Linked DNA regions of Mus musculus: regions 2, 3 and 4 are each linked to region 1. The links are chromatin loops, found by intact Hi-C in ENCODE. Cell type or tissue: left cerebral cortex. All regions are shown on one strand. Links, peaks and the distances in the headings refer to the core of each region. The heading gives the core; the rest is flanking DNA.

Region 1 (8,244 bases), core at 1,637-6,636:
CACCTTTCCATGACCTCTGCCTCCAGGTTCCTTCCCTGTTTGAGTTCCTGTCCTGAATTCCTTTGATGACGAACAGTGATATGAAAGTATAGACCAAATAAACACTTTCCTCTCAACGTTGCTTTGGTCATGGGGTTTCGTGAGAGTAATATGACCCTAAGTCAGTCATGAGGATTTCAGAGTAACATCGGTATTACCTGTGAGCTTGTTTCAGTGCAAATTCCTGAAGTTTCCTTCCAAACCAGTGATTCTCAACCTGTGGGTCTAGAGAGCCCTTTCCGGGCTAAATATCAGACATTCTCACTATCAGATATTTATAGTAGGATTCATAACAGTAGCAAAATTACATTTATGAAGTAGCAATGTAAACAATTTTATGGTTGAGGATTACCACAACATGAGGAACTGTATTGAAGGGTCATAGACTTAGGAAGGTTGAGAACCACTGTTCCAGATCCATGGAGTTAGAATTTGGCTGAGAAGGGCAGAGGTAAGAAAAATGAACCTGTATTTTGAAAATATCCCCACCACAAAGACATGTGCTCCACTATGTTCATAGCAGCTTTATTCGTAATATCAAGAACCTGGAAGCAACCCAGATGTCCCTCAACCAAAGAATGGATACAGAAAATATGGTATATTTACACACTGCAATACTATTCACAGGCAAATGGATGGAACTAGAAAATATCATCCCGAGTGAGGCAACTCAGACCCAAAAGGACATGCATAGTATGTACTCACTGATAAGTAGATGTTAGCCAAAAAGCTCAGAATACTCAGATATATCCCACAGACTCAAAGAAGTTAAACGAGAAGGTAGGCCCAAGTGAGGATGCTTGAATCCCATTTAGAATGGGAATAAAATAGTAATGGAGGCAGAAAGAAGAGGGTGGGAGAGGGAGAGGGGAAGGGGAATATGGGGGGTCAGGATCCAGTATGGGGAGAGAGGCCTAGGGGACCAGGAGAATGAATAGAAATATGCAGCTGTTGGGGGAATGGGTGAGAGGAATCTCTAGGAAGTCCCAGAGACATGGGATGGGAAAGCCTCTCAGGACTCAAGTGGACGATCTTAGCCAAAATGTCCAACAGTAGGGATACGGAACCTGAAAAGACCACCTCCAATAACCAGACAGGACAGACACCCAGTGGAGGGATAGGAACACCAACTAACCCACCTACAAAACTTCTGACCCAAAGTTGGCCCCATCTAAAAGAAATGCAGGACAAAGATTGAAAGAAACTGAAGGGATGCCTGACCAGTTTCTGACCCATTTTGAGACCCATCCCATGGACAGGCACCAATCCCTCACACTATTACTGATGTTATGCTGTGCTTGCAGACAGGAACCTAGCATGGCTGTCCTCAGAGAGGCTCTACCAGCAGCTGACTGAGACAGATGCAGATGCTGAGTCAGGGACCCCGATGGAAGAGTTAAGGGAAGGACTGAAGGGGCTGAAGGGGGCGGCAACCCCATAGGAAGACCAACAATATCAACTGGGAGCTCTCAGAGACGGAGCCACCAACCAAAGAGCATACATGGGCTGGTCTGAGACCTGAAAAGTGACTAGTAGGAAACTAAGATGAAAGGGTTTGGCAGCTCTTAGATGGGAGGGCAGGAGAGCCAAGTGGGGAAGCCACAGGCAGGACCTTCTCCATCAAAAGACTACCATGGGTGACAATGGAAAGCTGAAGTTGGTGAGACCACCAGTGTGAACAGATGGTGAGGTGATGTCAAACGGGAATTAGCATGAAGGAAGGGTTCTTCCTGCAGCTCCCCTCCCCCAATTCACTCACTGTTCTTTTCCTGTGTTTATGCCTGCTAAATCTGGTGTGCAAACCAAAAAGGCAGGTTGGGGAGTATTGCTTTGTCCTCACAGGATCCAGGAGAGAAGAGCACATTTTTGCCTCTGTGTCCTGTGGGCTCTGATTATACATTGTGACTAAGAAGAGCTTTTGTGTTACCAGATTCCTGGCAGAAATGGGGGAATCAGTCAAGAGGAGGTGAACCTGAGGATGGTCCAGAGGAGGTGAGCCTGAGGGTGGTCCAGGGGAGGTGAGTCTGAGGGTGGCCCAGAGGAGGTGGAGTCTGAGGGTGGTCTTGAGGAGATGAGCCTGAGGGTGGTCCAGAGGAGGTGAGCCTGAGGGGTGGTCCAAAAACCCTTCATTTCTCCATAGTTTGAAAGACAGAGGGGAAGTTGCCATTGAGATGGCCTTACCTTACCACTGGCCCCTGTAACAGCAGAGTGTTTATCCTCCGAGGAGGCGCTGGGCTTGACTAGGCACATCCTTCCTGGAGGCCATTGGCCTGCCAGCTGCTCAGCATCGGTGATGGGCTCCATCACACCAGAGCAAGACGCACCTGAAACGATAAAGCAACAAGGAGACATTAACTGTTCTGGGAAACCTGCATGCAAGACCGGGAGGCCTATGGCTGTTTCAGCTTTAGTCAGCCCCTTTGATGTGCTCCAGAATATGTTGTTAGGTCCCCACCCACTCCACAATGAGCAGATTCTCTATCTCCAACAAAGGTCGGCAAAATAAAGCCAGTAAATGCCATTACATTTGAATTTCAGAAAAGTATCAATAATGTATGATTATTGCCCAGATAGAAAACATGTCATTGTCACAGGGTATCCTACATTTTATATGTTCTAGGTTCAACTCCCAAGGGGTCCCTCTGGGGCAAGAAGCTGCTTCTTGTCTTCTAATGCTTTTGATCTTTTCTCCTTCGTTGGGATTCTCTCATAGGTGGGAACTTCCTATATGTCTCAGAGGGATGGATGATCCTTCAACTTTGGCTAGGCTATCTCCAGGTACCAGATTTGTTCATACCAGATGCAGCCATCTAGGAAGGAAAGCCAGGTGAGAAGATGTGGGGGCTAGCTTTCTATCTATCCTCGAGCCTCAGCTGTATAGCGCTAGCCTGTGAACTGGAGGCAGGCCAAGAGGAGTCATATCCACAGCCATGGGCCCTGACACTGTCAGCAGAGTACAAACGCCTTAGTGCGTCAGCTCACAGTGAGTCTCATAGCATTGTTCTTTCCTGATGACGGCAATATGCTCTCAGCCTGAGACCCGGATGAACCACCATTCCTCCAGCTTCAGGCCTGTAGTCACTGGAACTTTCTACCTGGGGAGTTTTGAGTTTTGAGATGTAGCTGGAACAAGAGTCGATGGATGACATGCAACAGGCAGGGAGCAGAGCTTTGGACAGCCATTTCAGGGAAGAATTGCCATCAGAGCTGCCGCACAGGTGTCTTAACAGGAATCCACAGAAAGAAACAAAAACAGAACCCTCCTGAAAGACCTTGAAAGGAGCAAAAACAGAACCGAGAAGTCAGCACGTACCACTAACTTGAAGGTGATTTAGAACAGAGCTTCTTTGCTCTGTTTAGAAAGGGTTGGCTGCATCAGGACTGCCTCCCCACATGTTTTCTTTCCTTGGGAAATCACATACAGTAGCTAGAGATCTGGGTTAACCGATGAGATAGACTTCAGCCTAGATCAGCCAGCCTGGGCCATAGCAGCCAACTGTGGTCTGAGATATAACTCATCCACACTGATCGCTGGTGCTGGTGTTATATGGAGGCCTATGGGACAAGGCTACCCCCTTGTGGTAGGGTTTGGGACTAGTCCCTAAGACATAAATTCCCTGTCAGTCATTTTAAGAAGGGCCAATTACACAGGATTAGGTGAGACCTCAGTAACAGTATCTTATGCACACAAGATTTACCTCTCCTTCTAAAAGAAAGGCTAGAAATGGCCAGTCACAGACTATTAAGGTAACTTGTTGGTCCCCCAAAGACTCAGGCTTTCATCTGTCTTTTAGGCTAAATAGTCTTAATGAATAGTTTCTTCTCAAGGTCACGGGACAGTTGCTGGGGTGCCAACCATCAAATCCATACTGTAGCCCGAATTCAAGGGGAAATAGAAGGGGAGGGGCATGCAGATGTGTGCTTGTGTGTGATGGGATGACGTGTCCCAACGGTCTCTTCCTTTAAACAGTCTTTCCGAAGTCCTCAAACACTTCCACTGTTAAGCCCTTCTAAATAAAACCTACCACCAAGGAAGTGAAGGACTAAATCTTGAATGGCAGCAGTGGTGTTTGCCTCTCTGGGAAGCAAGCAGGCCTGAGACTTTGAAAGCCATTTGACAGTTGGCCCAAATGTCCTGGCTGTGGGTGTGTGCTGGACTCTCTTACCTGGAGCCAGCCCCGAGGCCAGGAGCACCAGAAGGCTCTGGCAGGCCTGCCCTCGAGGTGACTGCTCCCTGGAATTAGAAGCACTCGCTCACAAACCTTTCTTACACCGAGGCTTGGCTCATCTCTGTGGGGCTGTGGGCACCTCAGAAGGTGGCATGGCAGGGAGGGGTGACTGTCCTGCTGCTCATTGGTAGGGGGGAAAGGTAGTTGCCACTCCGCAGACCTTGGTCATCGAGAGCTGTAGTGGGTATTTTGCTGAGGTAGGGAGCTGGTTATTTGTGGTTTATGGAGGAACCTTTAGGAAGAATCCAACTCATGAGCAGGCGAGCCCTATTTCCCTGGGCACATCAGGAGGGCCACCCTAGCTTGGTTAGGATGACAGATTGTCCTGGTTCTGGAACCATTAGTGATATAATAGAATCCTTGGACACACTGGAAGAGTCAGTCAGCTTAGTAATATGCATGTGATAATAATCATCTAGGGACCCTTAGCGTCTCCTGGGGATGCTTGGGGCTAGATGCCTGTGAGTGGTAGCCGGGGCTCAGAGCCACCAGGTTCTGTTTGATCAGAAGAAATAAAGCAAGTGGAAAAAAATCAACAAAGATTCCAAATTCCACAGCATCACCCAGAGAGCCCAGGGTCAGCCTGCTGCCTTCTCTTCAACCCCAGCTCTGCCTTAGACTAGGGCTCCTGTCCTGCCCACAAGTCACCTGTTAGTAACCCTGCAAATGTGTCCTGTTGCTTCTGAAGTTCCTTCCTAGGCTGCCCCTCCCTCAGATGCCCCTTCCAATTGCAGTTTAGGGATCACCTCTGCGGCTTCCCCAGCCCTCCCAGCCATGCTAAGTTCTCTCTCCCACAGTCCTCCAGTGTACCTGGCAAGTCTGACATGCTACATCCCTTTGTCAGTCTGGAGCACAGGTCAGCCCCTCCCACTGACTAATCATCTCCCAAGGTTTCTAGTCCTTACCCTGCAGCTAAAGTCCGACCATGTGGCTCATGTCACAGATAGTTACTTTACTAGAAGGGTGGATCAGTGTATGTATATGTTTATTAATGTTTGTGTTTATTGAAAGTTCTCCATTCTGGGCAACAGAATATTGGCCACAACTCTCAGTTGTTTCCAGTTCTGTTGATTTATTTGTTGAATGGTTTATTTAACTTGAGGCTTTGTAAAGTCAAAGTAGGATTTATAGAAAAATCTTGTCATGGAGAATAAATAAAACTCACACACATGATAAAAAAGATTCATTACTGATTTGGGTTAACTGTATTGTGTTTTCCTACAAGTTACATTAAGCACACATAGATGAAAAGTAAGTCATATTCTAGACTTATAGAACCTTTTATTGCTTCACACTGGATCTTGAAAACTCTCTAAGTGAATATGTATGCATTTAGACAGGACGGGATAAGGTAAGCTTTATTATACAATCACAGCAGGATAAAAGCACAAATGGATGCCAAACCTCAGAGAGTAAGTAAAGTGGGGTTGCCCCCCTACACACACACACACACACATTTTCATGGGAGCAAGTCTCCTCTTTGCTGTGTGTGGGTTACTTGACTCAAACTGCCACCAAAGCAGAAGAGACAGTGCTGGGCCATCCTGTGTCCAGTTCCCTGCAGATGTTGCCAAAGTCAGGTCAAGTGACCCCAGACGACCCCCTGGGAAAGGGAAAGTAGGGACCATTCAGGCCAGATGAGACGCCTGTCCTCTGGGGAAGGTGTCTCTTGGGCAACTCACTGAGGGTGGGGTAAGGGAGGAGGGAATCTCTCTCCCTCTTGAGATCCTTGGCTAGGTGAGGAAGAAAGAGGAGGCAGGCTCTGGTAGGAGGGAGACACATAACCTGGCAGCCTTCTCCGCGGGAACCTGAGCTGTTTCCCTGGGTTCTGGCGTCAGACTGTCCTAGTTGCTCACCCTGATTAGATTGTCCTGGAACAGACCATGACCATCAGGTGATTCTGATGAGGACCCATCCCGGAAGGAGCCACAGCTGGGGAATGAGTGTCCCTCCGACCCAGAGTGGGGAACCTGGGGCTCACCACAGTTCACCCCCTCTCCAGGGAGCACAATGGCCTTTCCAGTGAGTGCGGAGAGCTGAAGGGGGCTTCCCTGAGCTCTTCCCACTGCACTGGACCGACAGCAGGTGAGCAGCTTGAGCGAGAACCGCACCAGCTGTCTCTCTCAGCAGTGCCACCAGCCTGAGGCTCAAAGCTCAGTCTTTAGCTCTAGCTTCCCGAGCTGTCTGTCCCTCCTGGCTACTACACAGACTCAGGCACAGAGTCCTGGTGCTCACATCACCGAGGGAAGGTCTCTCCTTTCAGCATCCCATTTTTGCCAAACTTGCTATGAATCAATAGCCTCTCTAGGGGCTGCTTCAGGCTACAGCGGGCCAGGAGTCTAGACAGGTATGGAGCCTCTCTTTGGCTAGACCTTCCTTTCTGAGCCTCCAGCAAGAGCAGAGGCTGTGCTGAAGACTCAAGAGGACTCATCCAAGAACCCACTTCATTGAGCTCTCAGGCTGGCGACAATAGCTGTGGCTGGTCCTCAAAGCATTTCACAACCTCCCTGTGAAGAGTAACTTACTTTTCTTGGGTTAGCCTAAGCAATCCATGGGACAGACCATTTAGAACATTTCCCAAGGTCATATGAAGCGTAAATGATGGAAACAGTTTTGATTTTTTTTTTAAACTCATCAGTCTTTGACTGCAGAATTTAGGCTCTTAAACAGCATGCCACCCAGTTTTTCATCACTGAGAGTATCTTTAAGTTTACCAATGAATGTGTGCGTGTGGGCAGTCCCATAGCCCAGTAAGGCACTAAACTCTAAGGCTTGCATAGGAGACCTAATCAAACCCCAAGCCTTAGTGAAGGGCCCTCTGCCTGTGGCAGGAAAATGAACTGAAAGTAAATACATTTAGGAAAGGAGATGCAATTAAAGATATATTAAAAATATACATTTAGAGAGGCTGGGACTTTTAACATGGAACAAATGATGACTGGCATTGGGAAATTTGTATTATAGTACCATTAAACAGTTAGGTGGTATGATACATGTCAGTTTGGAAGAGAGACAGCCAATATGATTGGCAGATAGGATTGGGGTAGGGTGAGCAAGTGAGTGAGCGCTACCTCCAAGGGATACTGAGCCTCTTCATGCCTGCCTTTGTGTATAATAGCCACAGCCTCTCTGACTGTGCTCAGTTCTGTGTGAAAGGGCAGCTTGGTTGTTAACAAAGTCTCCCAGTTGTGAGATGCTATCCTCTATATTAAATTATCTGGTAAGGACTCCGGGGTGGTTTATAAATACAAGCTGTGTGTGAACAAATTGTTCCTTCATCTTCAGGTATGATAATTTGATGGACTTTCTTCATGTTTAACTGGGAGACAGGCCTTGGGAGAAGCTTGGCGCCCTGTTTCTTTGATGCGAATTTAACCTCCCATGTCAGCATTGGTGTTAGGATACAAATAGCCACAGGGAGTGCCCTGGCCAAGCTGGGCCAGCCCTGCTTGCTGATGAAATGTGCCCCTCCTGGCGATGAAATACACTAGCAACAGGCAGGGTCTGGAGGTGATTTGGGTCTGACAGCTTGGCCTCCAAACCACATTTTCCATGTGTCAGGAAGATGAACGCCAGGTCTACCCCACGTGCTCCTAGCAATTAGACCTTCGTTAACATCTCAGAACAGCTGGAACCAGAAAGAGTCTCAAGTGGTCACATTCTTTGAACATACACATTTTGAGCGGATGGCAGCTGCTGGAGCCAGCTTTATTCATCTTGAGCCAAAACTCTCATACTTTGACCCCATGTCTCAAGCCTAGACGTCATGGCTCTGAGAAAATATGACTGCAGAGTTCTGTCTGGGCATCCCTCTCCCTTGGACAAAGTGTCTTTCCTCCCAAGTCCTCTTTTCAGCCACACTGCCATTGGCTAAGGATTTACAAAAGAACTTGATTTTCAAAATTTAGGGATATTTTTTGTCTGCATTGAAGGTGGCATTAGTGTCTTTATGCGTGGTGTCCCACATAAAGAGTTC
Region 2 (5,000 bases), core at 1-5,000, 260 kb before region 1:
TTCTTCATGAGACCCTAAAGGAAACAAATGACAAATTAAAGACTTTCACTTGTTTTTGCTAAAACCTTCAACCCTTCTGGTATGGAGGCATATTCTTGTGATCCCAGCATTCAGAAGGAGGAGGCAGGATCTGAGTTTGATTCTGCGTGGGTTGCAAAGTGAGACGGTCTCATTAGACCACCCCAAACCAACTAAGCCAAACCCAACCCAACCATCTAAACTAAACCACAGCCAAAGGCATGCTTTTCACTATCTATTGAGTATTTTCTAAATGCAAAGCAAAAATGTTCAATTCTCCTAAGCAAAATGTTCCTAATTATAGCCTGTTATTTACATGACATTCTTCAAGAATATCATTCTAGCGTGTGAATTAGCAAAACCCTGTCAAGTACGCAATCTGTCTTTCTCTAACATGTTTTTTTTTCTATAAAGAAAGCAGAGTTTAAGTAAAAGGACACAAAATATTTTGTTAAATGATGTTACTTCTGAAAGCAGGAGGCACTTGTTAAGTATAATGGAGAACCTAAAAATAACTTCAGAGACAGAAGTAGTTTGACATTAGCCTTGGGAGAGTTCTGGATACTGCATCTGCTCCATCCACAGCCGCCTTAGTACCTGCAAGCTATACAGTGTGGGCTCTGGGTTGAGGAAAAACACTCCCCAGGGACAGGCTACCGAACATTACTGTACATCACTAAGTTCTGTATGCCTTGATGTGTCTCTTGTTTTACATGAAGAGTGCTTCTGATTCACTCTTTAAGCTTGAACAAAGCCCCCCACCCCAGGTGACCTGTACTGCCTCCCACAAGTTATTAATAATTCAGAGTTGTCAAAATAGTTAAGGGAACATTTTTAGGACATGACAAAAGAGTGTTTCTAGAATTCATAATTCAATAGACTGACACAAATCTAACACAATTCCAATCTGTATTATGTAAAAGTTGATTTGTAAATACTTAGAAACAATGAGCACTTTCTCCAGGAATATTTTATAATGGAACCAAATGAAACTTGCACTGCTTCCTGGCTGTGTGCACCTGAGAACTACTGTAGAGCCAGCTACAAAGAGGGCAACGACGGTCGGGGGCAGAAGACAGGATGGTGGAGAGGAAGTAGGAGCAGAGCTTCTCATTCTTTCTTTCCTGACATATGGAAAATGGAAGCACTGTGATACACACCAGGGGCTCACAAGAGACTGCCGGGGAATCTGTGCCTAACCCTCCTTGCTCAGCTATCTGGAAAGGATCAGTATTTCTGGTATATCTGCATATCAGAAGATATACTGCATAGATACAACTCAATGATTCTTCAGTTTTGTGTTTAGTATTATGCTTTAATCTCTACCAATCAGAGGAATTGCAAGCATGATTTTAACTTCTTAAATTGAAATACAACACCATAAAGTCACTGTCTAAAATGAACAATTTAGTAGTTTTTATAAAGTTGTTCAACAATTACAATATCTAATTCCAAAATTTTCTTTTCCTCCAAAGAAATCCTTTACACACGAGCAGTTAGCAGTTACTTCATATTCCTGTTCCGACAACCCATCTAGCAACTACTCATGTGTTGCAAGTGACAGATCTTTTTCTTACTAGTTATATTAACTACCACATAATGAATTCATTTGCTTACTATAGTCAAATATATTCATTGCTGAAAGATGCTGATTAAATGAAAATCTAAGTTAAAATTATTTGTTTTTAATTTCCCAATATAAAGTACCATTATTAGTAATATAATAGCAAAGAAATTCAACCCAAAAGAGCTATAGATTAGCATAGATGAAGAAAATTAGAAACAAAAAATAAATATGAACTTGTGCATAAAACAAAGTACAGAGAAAATCAATGCCCTCAATGACTAATAAGTGCTTGGACAAAGTGACAAAAGACTACTTAAGAACTAAAGTAGTAAATATTTATATGAAAGCTGCTGCCAACTAAGAAACCAGGACACGCTAGATATTCAAACCCCAAGGAAAATAAACCACGGAGGCAGCAGTGAGCTTTCAGATCTAAGAGTCAGAGCAATGTTTAGGAGACAGGATGAAGAACAAGGATTATGTAGACAATAATAGAAGTCTCTAAGGAGTTTATCCACTCATAGACACTTGATAACACAGCTTTACTTCAAAACCTACTCTTCTCTTAATAAAATATATTAGCCATGACATGAGGCTTATAGAGTTTTAACTAAAAGCAGAAGACTACACAACATGATTGAGGTTAGGCCTGGAGAGACGCCTCAGCAGTGAAAGCCCCAGCCCTCTTCCAGAGACTCAGGTTCAATTCCCAGCGGACACCCACAGGGCAGCTCACAGCCACCTGTGCTTCCTTCTAGGGGTTCCCACACCCTCTGCTGGCTTCCACTGTCATCATCACGCATACGCATGACACACAGACATACATGCAGGTAAACCACCTACACATATAAAATAAAATTAACCTCTAAAAATAATAAGTTTAAAGATAATAAAATGGTTGGAGACACAGCTTAAATCATCGGTCTGAGTTTTGGCTGCTGCATTATAAAAATTAGCCACTAGATGGTGGCACTGGTCTGGGAGAACTGGGCTGGGAGGACAAGCTACCAGGAAAGCAACACTGGCTATTCCCAGATTTGGAATTTCAGAGAATGGTATTCAACTGCATTACATTAACAACAACAACAACAACAAAGGTAAAAGAAATGAATTCTGCCCACTCACCTTCACTACGTTGTCCCCTGACTGCCCATTATTTCGTAAACAGTCCAGACAGATAGCAATTTGCGGGTCACTTCTATGATAGTCCTTATCATCTTGGTTTTCATCACCTTCCTCATCTGCTTTAGACTTGTCAACCTTCGAAATATCATCTGTATAATTGAAGCAAGACTCATGTAACTCAAAGTTTAAAGTCAAGCAATAATATGGCACTCACCAAAGCAATGACCAACCTAAAATATTTCATAACCTCTCTGAAGACTGACTGAAAATATCAATACTTTCTGAAACCCTTCAACAAAGTCAACAATGGAAAGAATATCCATCAGAGGCCATCAGAAACTTAAAACAGCGTAATATTTCTAGACTTTTTGTATATCCTGGTTTATGAATTTTATCTTACTTTTCCTATTTTATCCTTTTAAAATATTATTGGATTTGGTCTTTAATTTGGGGTGAGTTTCACTGAGCTTCATGTCTGGTTTATAAAAGACAGTATCTGTACATGGGTTTAGTGTAAATGTGGGAAAAGAAAGAGCCTTCTTCTCACCTTTGTAACATACAGAGTAAGATTCGGGATTAAGAAATATTCTAGATTAGCTATATTTGGACACAAAAAAGTGCAATTAGTGGTTAAGACACTTTAGAAGGCAAATAGGATACAAAATTCTTCCTAATTCAATAAAAGATGTGTTCAAATTAAAACTAAGTTGGTATCCTAAAAGTTCTCAAAACTTGAAATTATTTATAAAACCAACTACAGAAAAAATAATTGTAAAAACACGCTTTATAGCCACTTAACATGTTAAAAATTCCATTAAGAAAATTTGAATATATTTCCTATAACAACATTTACTTATACTGTTACATGAATACAACTGTATCGACTGACGTATATGGAATAGCTTGGACAACGCGTTAGACGTGCAGTGTGCTTAGTCTGAGGTAACAATAACACGATTAAAGGCATGAAGACCGAACAGGAGATACCCCCCGCCATAGGCTCATGTGCTTGAATGGCGGTGCTGTCTGGGAGGTTACGAAGCCTTTACGAGGTGGAGCCTCGCTGGAGGAAGTGGGTCACTGGGAGTGGGTCTGGAGGTTTTACTCCCCAGCTCCACTTCCTGGTCTCTTCTTTGTGACAATGGATTCAAAGTGACCAGGAGCCTCCTGCTCTTGCTCCCATGCCTTCCCTGTCATAACAGCATCCCTGAACTGTCAGTCACAGAGTAATCAACTTCCTTTCTCCTTCCCTTTCCATCTCCTCCTGGCTGCTTCTTGTCACAAATACAAAGAGTTACCATTCTCATCATTATGGTGCTAGAGCCCAGGAAAAGATAAAAGGGCAAGTGCAGGGTGAGGGATAAATGAAATACACAGCTAGGTAATTCATGTATCCTCATTTACATAGAACCCATGTACAGATACTGTCTTTTATGAACCAAACACCTAGATCAATGAAAAGCCTTCCCCTCTTCAAGTTAAGTCTAACTATTGAAGCCATTCCGTATCCATCTTAAATGGCACTGATTTTATGAGACTTTATAACTCATAAAAACTCCTATGTGAACTGAGAGACTAAATTCACATATGCACAGAGGCCACTTTGATTTTAGAATCCTGAATGAAGTCTGTGTGTAAAAACATGAAGAATGATATTACTTTATAGCTAGATATCCTTTTTGTGGCTAACATAACAGCCACTCTGTATGTACATGCATACACATACTCTGGCCAGTAATACGTTCCACTCTGCTGAAATTGTTGTTGTTACTGTGTGTAAATGTGTGCATGGATGTGCATGTGTTCATGGAGGCCAGGAGTCAGTCAATCTTGGATGTTCTTCCTCAATGCTATTGACCCTGTATTTTTGAGGTGGGGTTTCTCACTGGCCTGGAACTCAACTATTAGGCTGGGCTGGCTGACCAGCAAACCCCAGAGACCGGCCTCTCTCTGCCTTCCCAGTGCTTACATAAAAACCGTGTGTGCAGATACACATGTGGATGTCAGAGACAAATCTCTGAAGTCAGTTTTCTTTTGTCATCTTCAGGGACTGAGGGACCAAAGAGTCTGTGCAAAACACTTGTACCCACTGAGCATCTTGCTGGCCCACGCCTCTTTGTACATGACTTCTGGGGATTAAACTCAGGTCCTCGTGCTTTTGAGGCAAGCATTTCACCCAATATGCATTCCAGCTCTCTCGCTCTCTCTCCTCCTCCTCCTCTTCCCCCTCTCTCTGTCCATCCATCTCCCTCCCAGCCCTGCTGAAATTATTATTACCTGGGTCTCCAAG
Region 3 (8,244 bases), core at 1,351-6,350, 72 kb after region 1:
ATACACATTGTGAGACTGGAGAGATGGCTCAGAGGTTAAGAGCACAGGTTGCTCTTCCAGAGAACCTGAATTCTATTCCTAGCAACCAGATGCTGTCTCACAAACATTTATAATGGGATCTGATGTTCTCTTCTGGTGTGCAGGCATAGCAGTTATATACATAAAATACATAAATAAATCTTTAAAAAAAGATCCCACATTGGATAATTCTAACCTGCCTTGGTCATTCCTGGCTGAAGAGACCCCAGAGCAGGTAGGAATATATACACTAACCTTTCCCCAAATAGCTCCCAACTACCCAGAACTGAAATTAATCATTATCAAATCTGGAGAATTCCAAATAGTCCTTTGCTCACAAGAATGTAAAATGTTGCCATTCCTTCTGGGAGTCACCTTGCACTTTCTGATTTTTTTTTTTAAAATAACTACCATTCATTTTCCACTTTGACTTATATGCATGAGTCTCAAAATAATTTCCTACATTATTTTAAGTCCCAATGTGCTAATTAAACCTCATCTTTATGCAGGAAATGTAAGCAATTTTCCCTCTTGGCTCCAATTCCCAGATAAATATCATCTACCATAGCTGCAAAAGATAAGGGCTCGCTCCTTCCTTTCTCCCTCCCTCCCTCCCTCCCTCCTTCCCTCCCTCCTTCCCTCCCTCCCTCCCTCCCTCCCTTCCTCCCTCTCTTCCTTCCTTCCTTCCTTCCTTCCTTCCTTCCTTCCTTCCTTCTTCCCTTCCTCCCTCCCTTCCTTCTTCCTTCCTTTCTTTTTAATTTAATTTTATTTGCAATTCATTTTTTTACACCCCATATTCCATTCTCCACCCCTCCCCATCCACCCTCCGACTTCTCCACATCCCACACCTCCTCCCTACCCCACCGCATCTCCACATGGATGCCCCTACCCCCACCCCACCTGACCTCTAAACTCCCTGGGGCCTCCAGTCTCTTGAGGGTTAGGTGCATCATCTCTGAATGAACACAGTCCTGGAAGTCCTCTACTGTATGTGTGTTGGGGTCCTCTTATCAGGTGCTGTATGCTGTCTGTTTGGTGGTCCAGTGTTAGAAAGATCTCAAGGGTTCAGATTAATTGAGACTGTTGGTCCTCCTGGAGGATCACCCTTCTCTTCAGCTTCTTTCAGTCTTCCCTAATTCAACAACAGGGGTCAGCTGCTTCTGTCCATTGGTTGGGTACAAATAACTGCATCTGACTCTTTCAGCTGCTTGTTGGGTCTTTCAGAGGGCAGTTATGATAGATCCCTTTTTGTGAGCATTCCATAGCCTCAGTAATAGTGTCAGGCCTTGGGACCTCCCCTTGAGCTGGATCCCACTTTGTGCCTGTCACTGGACCTTCTTTTCCTCAGGCTCCTCTCCATTCCACCCCTGTAATTCTTTCAGACAGAAAAACTTATGGGTCAGAGATGTGACTGTGGGATGGCAACTCCATCTCTCACTTGATGTCCTGTCTTCCTGCTGGAGGTGGGCTCTATAAGTTCCCTCTCCCTACTATTGGGCATTTCATCTAAGGTCCCTCCCTATGAGTCCTGGGAGTCTCTCCCCTCCCAGGTCTCTGGTGCATTCTGGAGGGGAGGGGTGTCTGGAGACATTTTTGAACCTCACCATGACTTGAGGTGTTACGTTATTGTAGGGACCAGGGAATTTTTTTTTTTTTTTTTGACAGCACCACTGATAGTTCTGTGGATGGTAGATGGGAAAGCCAATAAAAGTATCATGAAAAAACAGGGACAGGATAGTTTGAATAAACGGTATGTAGATCACTCATATAAAACCCATATACTCTGATAATATACCTCATTAGCATAGGTGCAGAGAGTGCAAACTGACAGTCACCCGGAAGTCAAATTTCCCTTTCTTCTGTGTAGGCTGGGAAGACCCCCATGGATCTGGTGTTGCACTGGCAGAGTGGAACCAAAGCAATATTCGACAGCCTCAAGGAGAATGCCTACAAGAACTCTCGCATAGCTACATTCTGAGAAAAGAGACTCAACAGGAGCTGTTCGCAGGCATTTTTAAAGCATTTCCCAACAGAAGAGCAACTAGCAATAAAATCCAGCTTTTGTTTGCCAGCCAAATAGGGAGAGATGCTCAAAGAAGCTTCAAGAAAGCACTGGGTTGTAGGTGTTAAAATATCCTCTAGTGATGTTCACCACTTTTATTTATTCCTACCTATTTATTTATTTCATAGCACCAGTATTCAGGCTTTCATGAACATCATTTTGGGGGAGCAAGACTTCATCTGTATGTACATTCAGAGTCTTCCCATAGCTCTTAAACCGTGTGGGTGAATGGTGTCTAATTGCACCCCTTTGTGTTCTCACTTGCATAAAGCTATTCAAGGTACTTTTTAAAAGGCAAGGGTTGATCCCCGCAGCCCTTCTCTGAATTCTCACTGCTGATATCTGAATGAAGCAACAGAAGGCACGCAGTAACGCAGACGGGAACGGAAGCAGTTCCGCAGGACTGGCGCGGAGGCTCGCCACCCACCCACAGATTTGGTTCGGTTTGGTTGTTTACCAGATCACATGATGTCGATGTCCCAAGGTGAAGGCAACGTCAGGAGTGCCGCATGTAGGGAGATGGAGGGAGTAGGCAATGGGGCCAAGGAAAACTGAGTTCGATGAAAGAAGAAATCAAAAGGACACGCGCTGTAAATGTATAAATGTATATTGTGTTGTATGTATATTTTATATTTATAATAAATGCAAACTAATTCTCGGCCGTGTTCTAAGGTTTTTTTGTTTTTTGTTTTTGTCAGATCAGTGGTAGGGATTTCTCATGTAAAAGGGGCCATCTAGGGAGGGGCTCATTTGTCAGTGTTTTCTTGCTTTTTCAGATTAGAAATCTCGGGGGATGGAAAGATGACTCAGTGATTAGGAGCACCAAGGGTCCGAATTCAGTTCCCAGGAGCACAGGAGGACTCGCAGCAATTTGTAAAGAGGGTGGCAGACCTGATGCTCTCTTCTGACTTCATAGGTACCAGGCATGCGTGTGGTGCACATACATGTGTGCAGCAAAAACACTCATGCACATCAGAGTAAAACAACTCTAAAAAAAATTAATAAAAAATTAATAAGAAATGGAGGAGGAAGAGGAAGAGGAGGACCAGGAGGAGGAGGAGGGTGGGAAGAAATACCTTGTAGAAACCAGTCTTGGTACTTATGGAGTGATAGATTACCCAGGGATCTTGATAAACTGAAGAATTGCCCTCAACTGGTGTCAGGTGTGTGTGGGGGGGACTAGTGAATCTGCATTTCTGACCAGCTCCTGCCACTGAATTATGATACAACCCCCCAAAACAAACAAACAAACAAACAAAAACCAGTTGTTGTTTTGCTCCAATAATGTGGAAAAAGAGACCCCTGGTGGGAAGAATGATTACTGCAGGTTAAAGAAGCAATTCTTAAGTTTTCATCTGGGCTTCTTGACTCGCTAATTAGGGGCCTATCAATCACTGTATTGTGGACAGGCGCTGACAGGATCAAAGGCTCCCCTCCTGCCCCCCCTGAGAGAACATTCTGGGTCAATGGCTTTTGACCTCCAGCAGGAAAAGGTTTGTTGCCAAATGTTGAGCGGAGGTGAGAAAAAGATTGTCTCTGAGCTCCTGGAGCAGACAAGTATAAAGAAATAAGTAGGAAATAAACATACAAGCCCAGTGAAGGGAACGGTGGAATGCTCTCTTTGAGCGTCTAAGATGTGGAGGTCTATAAATGATGGAGATGGGGCAGTTATGATTTTTTCTTTTTGGAGGTGGTAAGATTGAGGGACAGTCCGAAACAAAAACAAAAACAAAAACAAAAACACCAAAAAACCCCAAGAAACCAAAAAACCAAAAAAAACCAAAAAACCAAAAAGAACAAGGGTTATTCCAGCCTACATTTCTGTAGGCAGCAGCAGAGCTTCGACAAGCTCAAGGGTGTGGGGAATGTTTGGAACTTGGCACACAGTCTGTGGAAGACACAGGTCAAACTCCAGCCCTGTGCTCTCCTGAAACTCACACCAAGTAGGACTGTGTTCACGAACCTCCTTTTTATACGTGCCTCCATCACTGTGGGAGAGTACAGGCACGGTCTGTAGCCAAGACATTGTTCAACCACACAGTAACAGACACACGTGGGTTGGGCTGACGGCCAGAAATGTTTTTTTTGGGGGGGGGGCCCTTTCTTTCTGTCCCCCTCTCATATGAAGAACCGAATGGCAGATTCATTCTATCAGTTCTTTCTCTCTCTGTCATCCCTCCCTGGCCACCTGGACAGAGGTCTAAGTCAGCGGTTCTCAATCTTCCTAGTGCTGCGACCCTTCAATACAGTTCCTCACGCTGTGGTGACTGCCAACCATAAAATTATTTCATTGCTACTTCATAACTGTAATTTTGCTGTTATGAATCATAAAGTAAACCTCTGTATTTTCCTATAGTGCAGTCGACCTCTGAGAAAGAGTTATTCCACCCCAAGGAGTCATGACCCACAGGTTGAGATCTGCGGTTGCACATTTAAGGTCTGGGCATCCAGTAAATGTTTCCAATACAGACTGTTTCTCTTGCTCATGTCCATATCTGCCTGGTATAACGTGGACATAATAGTATCTGACCAAAGTGTCTTATTTGAGCCTCTTTGCCCCAAAGAGCTTGGGGGTTAAAAGGAGAAAAGACTTAAAAATAAGCTTTGCACTGTCACGTTTAAACCTTTGTACTAATAAAGAAGTAGAGGGCACAGGAGACCTGTAGAATGATAGCAGGTAGACAGACTGGCTCTGACTATGGCTCTATCTTTGTGAGTGGAAAAGAGAAATATCTAAGGGGAAAATTCCATTTCTTCCACACCGATAGGTCTCAGAAGCCCCTGTCTCCCCCTGAACCAACTCGTTGCTTATTGTAAGGAACGCGGGACCAGGGAGGCAAAGCTACCCACCGGTGCACCAGCTTCCGAGCCGCAGCCATGTAACCATGGAAACCATTCCATTTTGTGTGTGTGTAGGGGGGGGGGGTCGTGAATGAGATAAGGTAAGGGAGGTAATGTGTAAACGCCTTAGTTATGATTGGCTGAAATTTGTTAAAAAAATCCCTGGTCTGGTGGCGACTCACTCAATCCAATGGAGACGTCGTGCTGAGAGATGAATGCAAGTGGACGCCCAGTGCCAAAGGAGAACTCGCCCGCATCGGGTGGGTCCAGCTCAAGTGGGAACCCGAAAAGCAGCAAGAGACATCGCGAGCTTACCTGACGCTCGCTGCCATCCAGCCAGGCTACGACATCAGCCAGATCGGTGGTTAGTGAAGTGTGTGTGTGTGTGTGTGTGTGTGTGTGTGCGTGCGCGTGTGCATACTTATGAATAAATAAACTGTTTTAACCTTTCCTTTGAGTTCCAGGATTTCCTTTTTGCCTCTGTCATTAATCCCGATTCACGACAGTTTCGCAACACTTATGGTCTTTTTTTTTTTTCTTGTGTTCTCTTTGTCACAGAAGGACATATTTTACAATGGAGAGTTCTGGAAGTTATTCTTGACTTTATTTCCACTCAGAGCTTTTGATCGTGACCAAGTTTTATCAAACACGCTGACTTCTAGTCCGCTCTGTAATCTGTGCCCTCCAACCTAGGCAAAGCCTGAAACATCAGGATTACTCAAACATCCTTCTTTGAAAAACAAAAAAAAACATGTCTATCTGTGTGTGTGTGTGTGTGTGTGTGTGTGTGAGAGAGAGAGAGAGAGAGAGAGAGAGAGAGAGAGAGAGAGAGAGAGAGAGAGAGAAACCATGTGTATTCAGAAGCCCAGAGGCCAGAAGAAGGTGTAGGAGCCCCTAGAACTATAGTTACAAGTGGTTTGAGCCACCCAGCCTGGGTGCTGGGAACTGAACTCAGGTCTTCTGGAGGTGACGCAAGTGCTCTTAAGTTCTGAGACCCTCTCCAGTCCCACTTCTCTGTTTTTAGTTGTGGCCAGAAGTTTCCTAAAATGCAAATCTGACCCAGCCAGTCTCTTTCAAATCCTTCAATGTCGTCGTCGTCCCATTTCTCTCGGGATCACATGCAAACCCCTTGTCTTAAGATATCTTTAAGCTTTGGCTGCTGCTATTCTTTTTCAGTTCTGGGGATTAAAGGCAAAGCCTCTAGGACACAGGCGAGTGCCCAAACCTGATCGGTACAGCACCCCGCAGCCCCACAGTGCTCCCATGCCCTGTTCTGTTCTCTATTGTTGCTTTCTTGTATCAGGATCTCCCTAAATTGACCTGGATGGCTTTGAACTCTTTCTGAGTTTAGGCAATCCTTGAATTTGTGGCTTTCTTACCTTGGTCTCCTGAATAGCTGGACTCTAGGGCTGTGCCTCCAGACGTGGATCAGGAATCCATCTTCTTCCAACACTGGTTGGTTACATGTGTGCGTGTAAGTGCCACAGCACAAGTCAGAGGGGCATTTGTGATAGTCAGTGCTCTGCTTCCAACCATCTTTTTAAAAACCTGCTTCTTTCATCTGCTTTCTTTGGGCCTTTGGCTGCTGCACCTGGTCACCTCCTCTCCCCTCTCTCTTCTCCTCCCTCCTCTCCTCACACGGCTCAGGGCCAGGTCCACTCTGGACTCTCCCAGAGTCCCTGCCTCTGACTATGCTCTCCCACATATTTATAATAAACTTTCTCTTTCACCAACCTGAGAATAATCATGTTCTTTCCTTTTAATTTTCCTTTATTAACAACTTACTTCAGATGTCTTAATTAACCCTACTATTTTGTTTCAATGTGCATGGATCATTTAACTAATTTTTGTTGAGTGTTTAAGTTAATCTTCCCATCATCTTACACACTGTAGGAGTGAATATCCATATAGGTGCACTCTTTCTACCCAGCCAGTTCTTTTTATTCTTTTTCCTAAAACAGGGAGGATCTCACTGTGTAGCCAAGGCTGGCCATAAACTCAAAGATCCTCCCAAGGGGCGAGATTATAGTGTGAGTGACTATAATCTCAGCCCTTGTCTAGCTCTAACTTTACTTACTTTTGAAGAATACCTTGTAGAAGTATTTATAAGGTTAACATCAAATTATGGCCACTTTCAAAATAGTCTACAGCCTTTCCCAATTGTGAAAACACTAACTTTGTGTCCGTTTTAAACTTTCCCAACCTAACCAGCAAGCATATCACCGATGACTAGTAAAGTGTGACATTTTCATATCTGTTGAGTGCTTTTTGATCCTTATTTGCTCGATTGTTTTAGAAGTGAAGTTGGTCCCTCTTGCAATGAGGATCTTATACAAATGTTTTATTTACTGAGGGCTCTGCAGAAGGGGAAATGAGGCAGGATGACAGAGGGAAGGTTGTGGTCTCAGGAGAGAGCTATCCTCAGCTAAGCCCTTGAAATGTTCAGGCTCTAGCCCCAGGCTAACCTCATAGTGTAGTTAAGACTGCCCAGGCATCATAGGGGTAAAGTTAATGCTCTGGGGGAAGGGTATTTCTTAGTACCCAACTCAGACATCTGGAGCATAGGTCTGCAATGCTGGGGAAGGGATCTGAACTAGCACTATTTGTCATGGTATTGTGTTTGAGACATGATCTGACTATGTAGCCTAAACTGGTCGTGAACTTTGTGTATTGCCCTGCTTTGCCTCAAAGTCATGATTGGCCTTCCCAAGCTTCTTGAATGCTGGGATTACCATTGCAATGGTGGGGTGCTGCATGCCTTTTGAAAACAATTCAGGTACAGTGATTCCAGTCTCGCTCAACGATAACTTGAAGGCAACTTTCCTAGATTGTATTGTTTCCAGAATATTCTATTTTTTGTTGTTTTTCAAGACAGGGTTTCTCTGTGTAGCCCTGGCTGTCCTGGAACTCACTTTGTAGACCAGGCTGGCCTCGAACTCAGAAATCCGCCTACCTCTGCCTCCCGAGTGCTGGGATTAAAGGCGTGCGCCACCATGCCTGGCTCAGAATATTCTAATTTCATAATACTAGAGACTGAACCTACAATTCAGTGAGTCACATTTCTAACTTCTAACATAGTTTTATAGAAATCAATTGACATTTTCCAGTTTCAATAATCATACTTGAGTCTATTTCAATCTAACATCTTTTTAAAATCTACATTTTGTCTTTTCACTTGTTTTTTGTTTTAGAGATGGGTCTTCTGTAGCCCAGGCTGGTCTTAAACTTGCTATGTACCCGAGAATGTTGGTGAACCACTGATTGTCTTGTTCTCACATCCCAAGTTCTAGGTAGAGATACAGGTTCACATCACCTCCTGGCTT
Region 4 (5,000 bases), core at 1-5,000, 240 kb before region 1:
CTATACTCAACAAAACTGGAAAACCTGGATGAAATGGACAATTTTCTAGACAGATACCAGGTACCAAAGTTAAATCAGGATCAGATTAACGATCTAAACAGTCCCATATCCCCTAAAGAAATAGAAACAGTCATCAATAGTCTCCCAACCAAAAAAAAAAAGCCCAGGTCCAGATGGGTTTAGTGCAGAGTTATACCAGACCTGCAAAGAAGATCTAATTCCAGTTCTTCACAAACTATTCCACAAAATAGAAGCAGAAGGTATTTTACCCAATTCATTCTATGAAGCCACAATTACTCTGATACCTAAACCACACAAAGACCCAACAAAGAAGTACAACTCCAGGCCAATTTCCCTTATGAATGTCGATGCAAAAATATTCAATAAAATTCTTGCAAACTGAATCCAAGAACACATCAAAACAATCATCCATCCTGATCAAGTAGGCTTCATCCCAGGGAGGCAGGAATGGTTAAATATACAGAAATCTGTCAACATAATCCACTATATAAACAAACTCAAAGAAAAAAAAAGTACATGATCATCTCATTAGATGCTGAGAAAGCATTTGACAAAATCTAACACCCATTCATGATAAAAGTCTTGGAAAGATCAGGGATTCAAGGCCTATACTTTAACATAATAAAAGCAATATACAGAAAACCAGTAGCCAAAGCAATCCCACTAAAATTAGGGACTAGACAAGGCTGCCCACTCTCTCCCTACCTATTCAATATAGTACTTGAAGTCCTAGCCAGAGCAATTAGACAATAAAAGGAGATCAAAGGGATACAAATTGAAAAGGAAGAAGTCAAAATATCACTATTTGCAGATGATATGATAGTATATATAACTGACCCCAAAAATTCTACCAGAGAACTCCTAAACCTGATAAACAGCTTCAGTGCAGTAGCTGGATATAAAATTAACTCAAACAAGTCAATGGCCTTTCTCTACACAAGGATAAACAGGATGGGAAAGAAATTAGGGAAACAACACCCTTCACAATAGTCACAAATAATATAAAATACTTTGGTGTGACTCTGACTAAGAAAGTTAAAGATCTGTATGATAAGAACTTCAAGTCTCTGAAGAAAGAAATCGAAGAAGATCTCAGAAGATGGAAAGATCTCCCATGCTCATGGATTGGCAGGATTAATATAGTAAAAATGGCTATCCTGCCGAAAGCAATCTACAGATTCAATGCAATCCCCATCAAAATTCCAACTCCATTCTTCAGAGTTAGAAAGGGCAATTTGCAAATTCATCTGGAATAACAAAAAACCTAGGATAGCAAAAACTATTCTCAACAATAAAAGAACCTCTGGTGGAATCACCATGCCTGACCTAAAGCTGCACTACAGAGCAATTGTGATAAAAACTGCTTGGTACTGGTACAGTGACAGACAGGTAGATCAATGTAATAGACCTGGACACAGAAATGAACCTACACACCTATGGTCACTTGATCTTTGACAAAGGAGCTAAAACCATCCAGTGGAAAAAAGACAGCATTTTCAACAAATGGTGCTGGCTCAACTGGCAGTTAGCATGTAGAGAAATGAGAATTGATCCATTTTTATCTACTTGTACAAAGCTCAAGTCTAAGTGGATCAAGGAATTCCACATAAAACCAGAGGCACTGAAACTTATAGAGGAGAAAGTGGGGAAGAGGTGTGAAGACATGGGCACAGGGGAAAAATTCCTGAACAGAACACTAATGGCTTGTACTGTTAAGATCAAGAATTAACAAATGGGACCTCATAAATCTGCAAAGCTTCTGTAAGGCAAAGGACACTATCAATAATACAAAAAGGCCACCAACAGATTGGGAAAAGATCTTTACCAATCCTAAATCTGATAGAGGGCTAATATCCACTATATACAAAGAACTCAAGATGTTAGACTACAGAAAACCAAAAAACCCTATTTAAAATGGGGTACAGAGCTAAACAAAGAATTCTCAACTGAGGAATACCGAATGGCTGAGAAGCACCTGAAAAAATGTTCAACATCCTTAATCATCAGGGAAATGCAAATCAAAACAACCCTGAGATTCCACCTCACACCAGTCAGAATGGCTAAGATCAAAAACTCAGGTGACAGCAGATGCTGGCGAGGATGTGGAGGAAGAGGAACACTCCTCCATTGCTGGTGGGACTGCAAGAGTGTACAACCATTATGGAAATCAGTATGGCGGTTCCTCAGAAAATTGGACATAGTACTACCGGAAGATCCAGCAATACCTTTCCTGGGCATATACCCAGAAGATGTTCCAACTGGTAATAAGGACACATGCTCACATGCTAAGTTCATAGCAGCCTTTTTTATAATAGCCAGAAGCTGGAAAGAACCCAGATGTCCTTCAACAGAGGAATGGATACAGAAAATGTGGTACATTTACACAATGGAGTACTACTCAGCTATTAAAAACAATGAATTTATGAAATTCTTAGACAAATGGATGGATCTGGATGATATCCTTAGTGAGGTAACCCAATCACAGAAGAACACACATGATATGCACTCACCCATAAGTGGATATTAGCCAAGAAGCTTGGAATACCCAAGATACGATTGGCATTATACATGAAACTCAAGAAGAAGGAAGAACAAAATACCCATGGAAGGAGTTACATAGACAAAGTGTGAAGTAGAGACTAAAGGAATGACCATCCAGAGACTACCCCACCTGGGGACACATCCTATAAACAACTTCCAAAACCAGTCACTATTGTGGATGCCAACAAGAGCCTGCTGACAGGAGCCTGATATAGCTGTCTCCTGTCTGCCAGTGCCTGACAAATACAGAAGTGGATGCTCAAAGCAATCCATAGGATGGAGTACAAGGTCCCCAATGAAGGAACTAGAGAAAGTACCCAAAGAACAGAAGAATTTGCAGCCCCCTAGGAGGAACAACAATATGAACTAACCAGTACCCCCAGAGTTCCCTGGGACTAAACCACCAACCAAAGAAAACACATGGTGGGACTCATGGCTCTAGCTGCATATGTAACAGAGGATGGCCTTGTCAGACATCAATGGGAGAAGAGGCCCTTGGTCCTGTGAAAGTTCTATGCCCCAGTATAGGGGAATGCCAGGGCCAGGAAGCAGGTGGGTTGGTGAGCAGAGGGAGGTGGGGAGGGGGTAGGAGGTTTTCAGAGGGGAAACCAGGAAAGGGGATAACATCTGAAATTTAAATAAAGAAAATATCTAATAAAAGAAAATAAAAATTAAACCCCAAACCACCCAAATTCTTAACTGTCTGTGCCCACAGCCATCCCCCACCTCACCTCTGCACTCACTGCTAACCAGCCACACTCACACCTTCAAGCCTTTCATCTTGGTTATTTTCTCTGCCTGGAACATCTCTCAGGTGTCTGATGGAGTAGCTTCTCTACCACAAACTCAAAAGTGGCTGCCTCGAAGCTTTTCCTGGACACAGACTTTTAGGAACTGCAGCACCTTCTTGATTGTCCAATTCCCCTTCCTCAGTCTGCCCTTCCCTTTATGTGCAGCTGAGAGTGACAACCTTCTAACATACACTTGTTACTTACTTTATTGCATACTCTACTGCCTACTATGCCCCAAGTATCTGGGCCAGAGTCTGAACAAGAGCAGGCTCAGTAAATATGTATAGACAAAAGGAAGTCATAGGGGTTAGGATACTAAAGAGAGCCCAGATTCTAGGCCTATAACTGTATCACTGTAGTCAAGGGACCAATAAGAAAGAAACCTACATGGCAAATGAAGGAATTCTGGCTTACCAGCAACCCACTCCAACAGGAACCATTTTCTCAACTGGAAACCGCATATTCTAATGAAGAAGTTTTGTTTACTCACTTAACTTTATAAATACAGTAGTCTGTTGAAATCAGTATATAGAAAGACTCAGCAATTGTGAAGATTCTTCAAAGAATCCAAAAGAAATATTATTTTCTACAATAAAGACAGTAGCTCTCCAGTTCACGGTCAGCCTGGATGCTGGGTTCTTAATTAATACTCTATTTACCATTATCTCTAGCACTGATGACTTTCTGTTATATGTTCTGACTTCAGTTCAATGCTGGTATTGGTTCAATTCATTCTGGTCCCTATTTATCAGACATCAATATACAAGATAATTTCAGTTTTTAAATTTCTGTTACCCTTGTTTATCCTTCTGTGTCTACTACCATGATGCATGCTCTCTGGTTTTTTTTTTCTCACTATCTCCCAGCTTGCAAATAAAAAAAAATTCAAAAGCTTAATTAACATAATCCGTCTTTAATCTTATAACAGCTAATACCTAGACTGTTTGAAATCAGCAACTATTCCTATTTCAATGTTCATCAAAATGAAGACTGTAATCACTCTTATTAATGAGTGTCAAAGCACTATCTGAAGCTTTAACTCAGTATGATGGTGACTTCATTTTTACAGCAACCTATGATGTTGTGTGTATGCCCATGGTAATGGAGTTTCAATCTGGACGTTTTCTTTTTCTAAAAACAGATTTTTTTACTCCAAAACTAAAGAAAGCATTAGAAATTTCATCAAAAATAATGTCTTTTTAATCAGAATACCTATTCAATTCAGAACTAATAGTAAACTTATATCCTTATTGAGTACCAAATATCTCATGAAACCAGTTTTTTCTCTCACATATAACTAATGTTAATGAAATATTAAAAATAAATGTAACTGGATGAAGAAAGAAAAGAGTTAGGGAAATGTCTCAATGCGTTTGCAGATGTGCCTGCACTGGACAGAGGAATGACGACCCTGCTCTGGAACTATTTACTGGGTGATTTTTAGTATTTCTCAATCCTCCATCTGTGAGAATTGGAACAAGGATCTGAAATACACTTCCCCCAAGCCTTACTGCAGCCTGTGTCTTCCTATCCTATGGTCTCTGCTGAATAGTAACTAACTACCAAGAAAGGTTTTTTTTTTTCCTGCTGCATTTCTCCCCAGCATTTGTTACATACAGAACCTGAAACTTCATTCTTTTCTTGCCT

What was found. A loop is a pair of places that touch in the nucleus more often than their neighbours do. Peaks named below come from ENCODE experiments on the same cell type or tissue, not always from the same donor. Only the 100,000 strongest peaks of a DNase experiment are listed, where the experiment ranks them.
Region 2: a loop joins it to region 1, with 10 times the contacts of the local background. A loop is called at or near these places in 38 of 42 quality-filtered maps.
Region 3: a loop joins it to region 1, with 2.1 times the contacts of the local background. A loop is called at or near these places in 5 of 42 quality-filtered maps.
Region 4: it touches region 1 in a loop (2.5-fold over the local background); 16 of 42 quality-filtered maps call a loop at or near these places.

Annotation. Positions count from the first base shown.
Region 1 is chr19:36,178,674-36,186,917 of GRCm38, reverse strand. Gm32081 (a long non-coding RNA gene) reads right to left here and starts at 2,357. Exons shown (of 3, transcript XR_386675.1): 1 at 2,221-2,357. In left cerebral cortex, for the core only: a CTCF peak has its summit at 3,614 (motif pointing left); a DNase peak (open chromatin) is centred at 3,603.
Region 2 is chr19:36,437,858-36,442,857 of GRCm38, reverse strand. It overlaps Pcgf5 (polycomb group ring finger 5), which reads right to left. Exons shown (of 10, transcript NM_001368691.1): 6 at 2,711-2,859; 7 at 1-14. Among named protein-coding and RNA genes, the nearest start is that of Pcgf5, 31 kb to the right of the region's middle. In left cerebral cortex, for the core only: a CTCF peak has its summit at 2,535 (motif pointing right); a DNase peak (open chromatin) is centred at 2,553.
Region 3 is chr19:36,106,459-36,114,702 of GRCm38, reverse strand. Ankrd1 (ankyrin repeat domain 1 (cardiac muscle)) reads left to right here. Exons shown (of 9, transcript NM_013468.3): 9 at 1,886-2,738. The coding sequence ends at 1,996. Among named protein-coding and RNA genes, the nearest start is that of Ankrd1, 9.3 kb to the left of the region's middle. In left cerebral cortex, for the core only: a CTCF peak has its summit at 3,387; DNase peaks (open chromatin) are centred at 2,501 and 3,380; H3K4me3 peaks cover 788 bases; H3K27ac peaks cover 496 bases.
Region 4 is chr19:36,420,499-36,425,498 of GRCm38, reverse strand. The region is part of intron 2 of Pcgf5 (polycomb group ring finger 5); the gene reads right to left. Among named protein-coding and RNA genes, the nearest start is that of Pcgf5, 13 kb to the right of the region's middle. In left cerebral cortex, for the core only: no CTCF peak of the experiment used is centred there; no DNase peak of the experiment used is centred there.